2 separate regions of the Mus musculus genome follow, and region 2 is linked to region 1. A link is a contact called in ENCODE Hi-C or POLR2A ChIA-PET data. All regions are on one chromosome and are shown on one strand. Each heading gives the region's core, a stretch centred on a gene start or an enhancer-like site at or near the end of the contact. The rest is flanking DNA. Distances are from core to core; before and after follow the strand shown.

What was found. A loop is a pair of places that touch in the nucleus more often than their neighbours do. ChIA-PET counts read pairs that join two places held with the same protein, here RNA polymerase II (POLR2A).
Region 2: a map of regulatory T cell shows a loop between it and region 1 (2.0-fold over the local background). The contact joins two enhancer-like sites. A Hi-C loop is called at or near these places in 1 of 37 maps with a recorded cell type or tissue (regulatory T cell). POLR2A ChIA-PET finds 5 or more read pairs at or near these places in 1 of 5 experiments (embryonic stem cell).

Annotation. Positions count from the first base shown.
Region 1 is chr3:101,068,577-101,071,613 of GRCm38, reverse strand. The region is part of intron 4 of Ptgfrn (prostaglandin F2 receptor negative regulator); the gene reads left to right. Among named protein-coding and RNA genes, the nearest start is that of Gm52612, 39 kb to the left of the region's middle. Within about 2 kb of position 1,258, at least 1 of the 3 ENCODE cell types and tissues checked has a DNase peak (open chromatin) inside an H3K27ac peak, as active enhancers do.
Region 2 is chr3:101,128,793-101,132,074 of GRCm38, reverse strand. No RefSeq gene overlaps it. Among named protein-coding and RNA genes, the nearest start is that of Ptgfrn, 20 kb to the right of the region's middle. Within about 2 kb of position 1,399, at least 1 of the 3 ENCODE cell types and tissues checked has a DNase peak (open chromatin) inside an H3K27ac peak, as active enhancers do.

The DNA.
Region 1 (3,037 bases), core at 9-2,508:
GTCAGCCTATGGTCAGCTCTTCACTGCCCTCACAGGGCTTTGAGCCCTGACAAAGACACTTGATTTGTCTTTGATTAAGGAGGCAACACTGATCTTTAAAGGGCAGTAAAAGACTTCATCCTCTGTCTGATGCTAACCCTCCTCCTACATGTGCATGTCTCCAGCTCCTATGGAATTCTTCTCTGTCTTATATAGAGGTCCTATGCTGGCTCAAGGGTGCACTCCCTGTCTGTCTGTCCCTAAGAAATGGATGGGAACTTGTGAATGGTAGTACGGTGCAAGGGAAAGCATCCTTAGAGAGTAAGCGGTAGGGAAAGGCTAGTTGGGACTGAGACTGGGGGGGGGGTGGTAGCCCTGTGAGCAAAGTGGGGCTTTGATATCTAAAGAGCGAAAGGAGCAGGCTTATCTGCTTTCATTCCTGCAGTCAGGAGCCTGCGCTCCGAGGCGCTCTGTGAAGTCCTGGGCTGGAACAATGTTGGCCCAGCCAGGACTCTCCTTAGCAACCTTCAAAATAAAACAGATGTTGTCAGCACCAAGAGAAGAGTTTTCATCTCTGGAGTTGAATCTGTCTCACAGCTCTGATCCTGGTGCATTGTGTGGTGCTGTCAAATCCCCACTCTGGCTTCCTCCCCTCCCCGCCCCCTCCAACTTCTGAGTCCTAGCTCTGGGATTTTTTTTTTTTTTTGTGAAAATTCTGCCTGCACTCCAATTCTGAGGGTTTCTTTGAAGTCCTGGTGTATTGATCCCACATACCCTGGGGGAAGTACAGGCACTGTCAGACATCAGGGGCAAGCTCTGGGAGGGAACGGGCTTTGTAACTGAAGGGATTTGTTGGTGACGTGTTCTCCAGAGACTGAGGGGAAATAAAGAGGCTAAACTGTGGGAAAGACTCCCTGATTATCCTAAGGGTCCTGCCACTCGTTTTCCTGCAGAGTGCCGGTGCCATTGTGAAAGACATGAGTGCACATCTCCAGTGCATGCATGGAGCCCCAGAGCTTCTGTGTGCTTTACACAGACTAGGCCTGCCCCAACATATAGATAGCGTAAAACCCATGCATCCAAACCCAGAACTGTATGCAGGCATGACCGTGGCTTAGAGTATGCAGAGGCCCTTGCATAATTGTGAGCTCACCAGGAGTGTAAACATTATAAAAACAACTGTGTTCTTCTCTGTCTTCCTCTTAAGCCTTCACCCCGGTCTCTGTGACTCATGGTTTGCAGCTGCTTGGACGCTTGTCAGGAGACGAGTCGGGCCTGAGTACAGCCACAGGCCTTTAGTCACAGTCTGCAGACTGCATTCTCTGCCCAGAAACTGAGGCAGCTGACTGACCCTACATGTTTTCTCTAGAAATGTAATTTGTGCATGCCATCAAATACAACTCGGGCCTGTATAAGATAATGAAGATGTGACACACACACACTCACAGACACACACACACACAAAGCCAGGAACACAGCTGACCTGCTAAGTATAGAGGTCATCCTAGGTAGGTGATGTGGACTGTTGTCTCTTAGAGAGTGGGATCCTCGTGCCCATGTGATGCAGCACTTGGTTTTGCACTTGACACATTGAGAATTCTAATTACCATTTATTGAACACCTTTTCCAGGCCCTGACGGAGAACTTTATATGTATTAAATGGTCAGGTGGGAAGTGCTTATGATCATCTTTGGGAAGGAGACTCTTCCCCCATTGGCTAATTCTGGTTTCTTGTCTGGGATGGCTTAGAATTGTGGCTTTAGTTGAATCTGTCCTAGGCATTGTCTTCGTGTATGGGGAATGTCTTTGGCCTTGGAAGTCAGCTCTACCTCCTGAGACAACCAGTCCCAAGTCCTAAAGATGGGCTGTTCCTGTTGTCCCAGTTGATGACGGGGTGGGAACTGTCTTAGCCCATTGTCTTACATGGGCCTACTATCGATGGTCTGAGAAATGAACAACCCTTTGCAGCAGGGTGGGAGGATCTGGTGAATTTTTGTAAGAAGGTGAGAGAAAGGCCTTTTGCTAAGATTTGTATTCCTCTTTGAAGAAGGAAAAGCTCTAGTTGGTTTGCAAAATGAAGAACAAAGCAACAGACATAAAGAAATAATCAAGATCAAAAGAGGCAAAGAGAATCCAAGAGCAGTTATTGCTTGGGATGAGTTAGTTGAGTGGTTGGCATGAATTTGTTGCTGCATTTGAGCACCAAATTTGTAGAGTTTTGAAGGCGAGACAAAAAGAGATGTTCTTATCCAGTTGTCTGAGAAAGAAAACATAAACTTTTGGAGAGGCAAACTTTTTCTTGGCACTGAATTTATCCCATGTTTTTTTCATTTTGGGGTGGAGGTGGGGGCAGTGGATAATTTAATGGCTAGTGCCCACAACTGTTCTTTTACCAAAGGCCTTCAGTGATTGTTCAAATGTATGTTTCTTATACCCATGCTCTCTAAGAGATGAGGGTGTGAATTGTAAGTGTGGAAAGGAGTTTCTCTCTCGAAAGAACTTGAATTGCTTCAGGAAACAAATGTTGCTTTGTGTTGATCCAATTTAGTGTATGGCTGAAACAGAGAGCCAAGCGGAATGGCCAGTTAATCTGCACATTTTAAGCCATCTCTCTGTGCTATCAAATGTCTTAAACGAGCCCTTGGCAGGAGTTGGTTACTAATCAGTTTATGGTTGAGCTCTCTGCCCGAAGTACCAGACTTCTGTTAATTAGAGAGGGCTCCTAAGGCTCAGGATGCAGGAGGAGGCACAAGAGCAGGAGGGGGCAGGGCTGAGCTCTGCTGGTCAGTCCTGAGAGTGGATTTGCATTCTTCACCACTGGAGAACTGGCATCTCTTCAGCAGTGTGCCAGCAAGGAAGGTAATTACTTTCTTCTTTAAAAGGAGCTGTTAACCTGCTAAGCACTTGGTAGACACTCCGGTGTTCTGGGCCGTCTGTAGGACAGACATCCTGGTTAGATATATGGTGGTTTTTAGCATGGCTATTGCCTGTATCTGTCCAGGATTATTCCAGAAAACCGGTGGAGTAGTGGAGTCTGCTTTGTCGGTTTCGGCATTCT
Region 2 (3,282 bases), core at 150-2,649, 60 kb before region 1:
TATTCCCGTCAAACAATAACATCCTGTTCCCTGCTGCCCTGCCCCTGGTTATCAGCATTTCACTGTGTCTCTATGAATCTGGCTCTTCTAATCATCAGACAAGCGGATTATACACTACCCGCCCTTTCATCACTGACACTGTTTGGTTAGCTTGTCTTCAAGGTCCATCCATAGCGGCATGACAGAGGTCATGCTGGTAACTGCGGTACTTGGGTGGGTCAGACACCAGCCAGCTTGGGTTACACAGTGGGTTCCAGGTCAGCCAGGCCCATATAACCAGACCCTGTCTTAAGATACTTTTCCATTCTCTTTCAGGCTGGGTACTCCAGTCCACTGTATGCACGTTGTGGTACTGCTTGTTTGCCATTCATCCGCTGAGGCTGAGGCATGATTCAGTCGCTTGCACCTTTGACCTATTGTGAGGGATGCTGAGTCCCTGCTTTCATACCGTTTCACTGCAGTCTGGGAAGAGGTTCTAGACTCTAGTTTTGAGGAACTTCCTCATTACTTCAGTTTTGGTTTGGTGATGTTTTGAGACAGGGTCTCCATACATAGTCCACCGAGGGTAACCCTCCTCTCTCTCCCTCTGGAGTGTGAGGATTATAAGCATGGTCTGTCCTACCTGTCTCTCAATTTTGTGGGTTTTAGACCAGGTTTCATTCTGCAGCCCAAGCTGGCCTGGAACCCACTGTGCAGTCCAGACTGGCCTGGAACCCACTGTGCAGTCCAGACTGGCCTGGAACCCACTGTGCAGTCCAGACTGGCCTGGAACCCACTGTGCAGTCCAGACTGGCCTGGAACCCACTGTGCAGTCCAGACTGGCCTGGAACCCACAATTCTTTTGGCTCAGCCACTCCAGTGCTGGAATGACAGATGTGAGCCAACATTCCCCACGCTCAATTTTAAATTTTAAAACTATCCGTGTCTGCATAGTCTGTGAGTTGGGAATTTCTCCTTACCGGGCAGGCGCACAGGGAGAGCCCTTCAGGTGTGCTGGTTTGTCAGACAGTCCCTTCCCTCTGTTGCACTTTCCTGGAGATACAAAGGAGACACTGGTGAGGGGGAGGGTGGGGTGGGGGTTGGTGAAGTTGTGGGTCACAGGGTTTAAGCCGCCGAGGTTTACCGGCCAGGAGTAGGGGTAGGAGCCTGGTGCAGAGCTCCCCACCCCCGGGGTAAGTACAGGTTGCATTTCTCTCACAGAACACCTGGACAACAGAGCCAGCCTGGATCTTGGTGCCAAAGGTTCCCGGGATGGTTTCTGTAAGTGGCCGCACTGGGCGGTAACATTTTCCAGGGACCAAGGCGTAGTACTAACCGGCAGCCAAGATCCAGGCACACAGCTGCCCAGAAGTTCGGGGAGGGAGGGCGTGGCTGAGGCTCCTGCTGGCCGGAAGGGCTGATCCACAGCTGGAGACCGTTAAAATGTGGCGAGGGCTCTCATCTTTGTTCTCAGGAGAAGTTTAAAATGCTACCAGCCTGTAGGGCAGGGAGTGAGAGAGATTCCAGGAACAAATGGGGGGGGGGGGGGGGAGACTGAGGGATATCCTGACAAAATTCAGAATTTGATACACAGGATGTCATTCTTTTAAAAGCTGTTTATCGAAATAACAGACGTTAAAAAAAAAAAAAAAAAGCATCCAGGATACCAACTTCTGTCCCCAGAAAATAACTGCTTCATTTTGTGTTCTCAACCATAGGTTTGTGTGTGTGTGTGTTTCTTTTTTCTTTTCTTTTTCTCCTTTTCCTTTCTTTCTCCTTCATTTTCTTTCTTTTTACTTATTTTATTTTTGACAAGGTTTCATGTACCCTGCCTCAAACAGCATAGGTGAGGATGGACTTGAGTCCACCTGTCCAGTGCTAGGTCTTCTACAAGCTGTATTCCTGTCTTCCCCTTAGGTCTGAAGGTGGTTTTGTTTAAATGATCTCTATCTCTGGCTTTCTGGGATTGAAGGGTAGAAGGTAAGAGCCTTAGTTGGTGATGTGTTTCCAGTAACTCCGCTGCTTCTGTACAGTTTCTGTGGGAATCCCAGCAGGCAGGAAGGAAATGTGACTATGGAGCTTCAGGCCTGCTCTGGTCTCCAGTCTGCCTAGACTGATCTCTACGAAAGCCACGAGGGCTTAGGGAGGAGACTCAGAGTACCTGACTCAAAACCAGGAGGATCTGAGTTCAGACCCCTGACACCAACTGGAAAAAGTTGGCTAAGCTGAGAGTTCTGTAACCCTAGCCCTGTGCGGGTAGAGACAGGCAGATCCCTGAAGTGTGCTGGCCAAACCAGGTGACCTTGACTTCCATCCCTGGATCCCTCATGTTGAAAGGAGCAAACCAGCTCCCACAAGCTGACCTCTGGGCTCTACCATGGTGTGCATGCATCCACACACATTAAATAAATGTAATTTAAAACTTTTTAATATGGTAAAGAGCAATAGAGGAAAGGCCTAATGTCAACCTCTCACACACACACACACACACACACACACACACACACAGAGAGAGAGAGAGAGAGAGAGAGAGAGAGAGAGAGAGAGAGAGAGATCATAGTGAAGATTTCCAGCATCTCAGTGCCAACCATTCCCCACTGTCTCAGCAGAACCCTATCTTTGTCTGGTCCTGGGTTTTTTGAGTGAATGCTTAGGAAAGAACATAAGGAAAACAAAAATGGAGGCACTCCTGACATTTGAACAGGCTGACTGCAGAAGTGAGCAGTAGCTGTTTCCAGCAAAGCCTTTGCCAATCAGAAGCAGGGACCAAAAACATCTGCAAAGATGAGATAAGTCTCTGCCTGGCCCTAAAACCCAGGCCCCAGGCCTTTCACCACACTGGTTTCCAACATTCCTCAGCACACAGGAGCCACTTACCATAGCAGGAGGGGACCCTTCCAGGATCTCCTGCCTCTGGCTTGGCTCTGGCTTCAGCACTGTGGTTGGCCTGGCTGAGTACAACTGAGTCTTTGCAAGCAACATGTGCTGCAGAGGCAACACCCATTCACCGTCCTTCCCATCACTGGCTGTGGATGTGGCACTGGGCAACTGGACTTGAGACCCCTTGTGCCACCTCCGCCCCGTTCCCGAGTGAACTCTGTCTCTGGATATCAGTGGCAGCGTCACTTAGAGCTGGATTGTAAGGTTGTTAGATTCATTTGCTGTGCATCTTTTCTCTTTCCCTAATGTGTGAACGATAAACTGTGGGTTTGAAAAAGACAACCGTCTGCCTCTGTGCTGGGTAAGTCACCTCCAGGGAGGTTTTCTCCCTCTCGCCCTCTCTGCTGATAGCAGCTCTCAGAA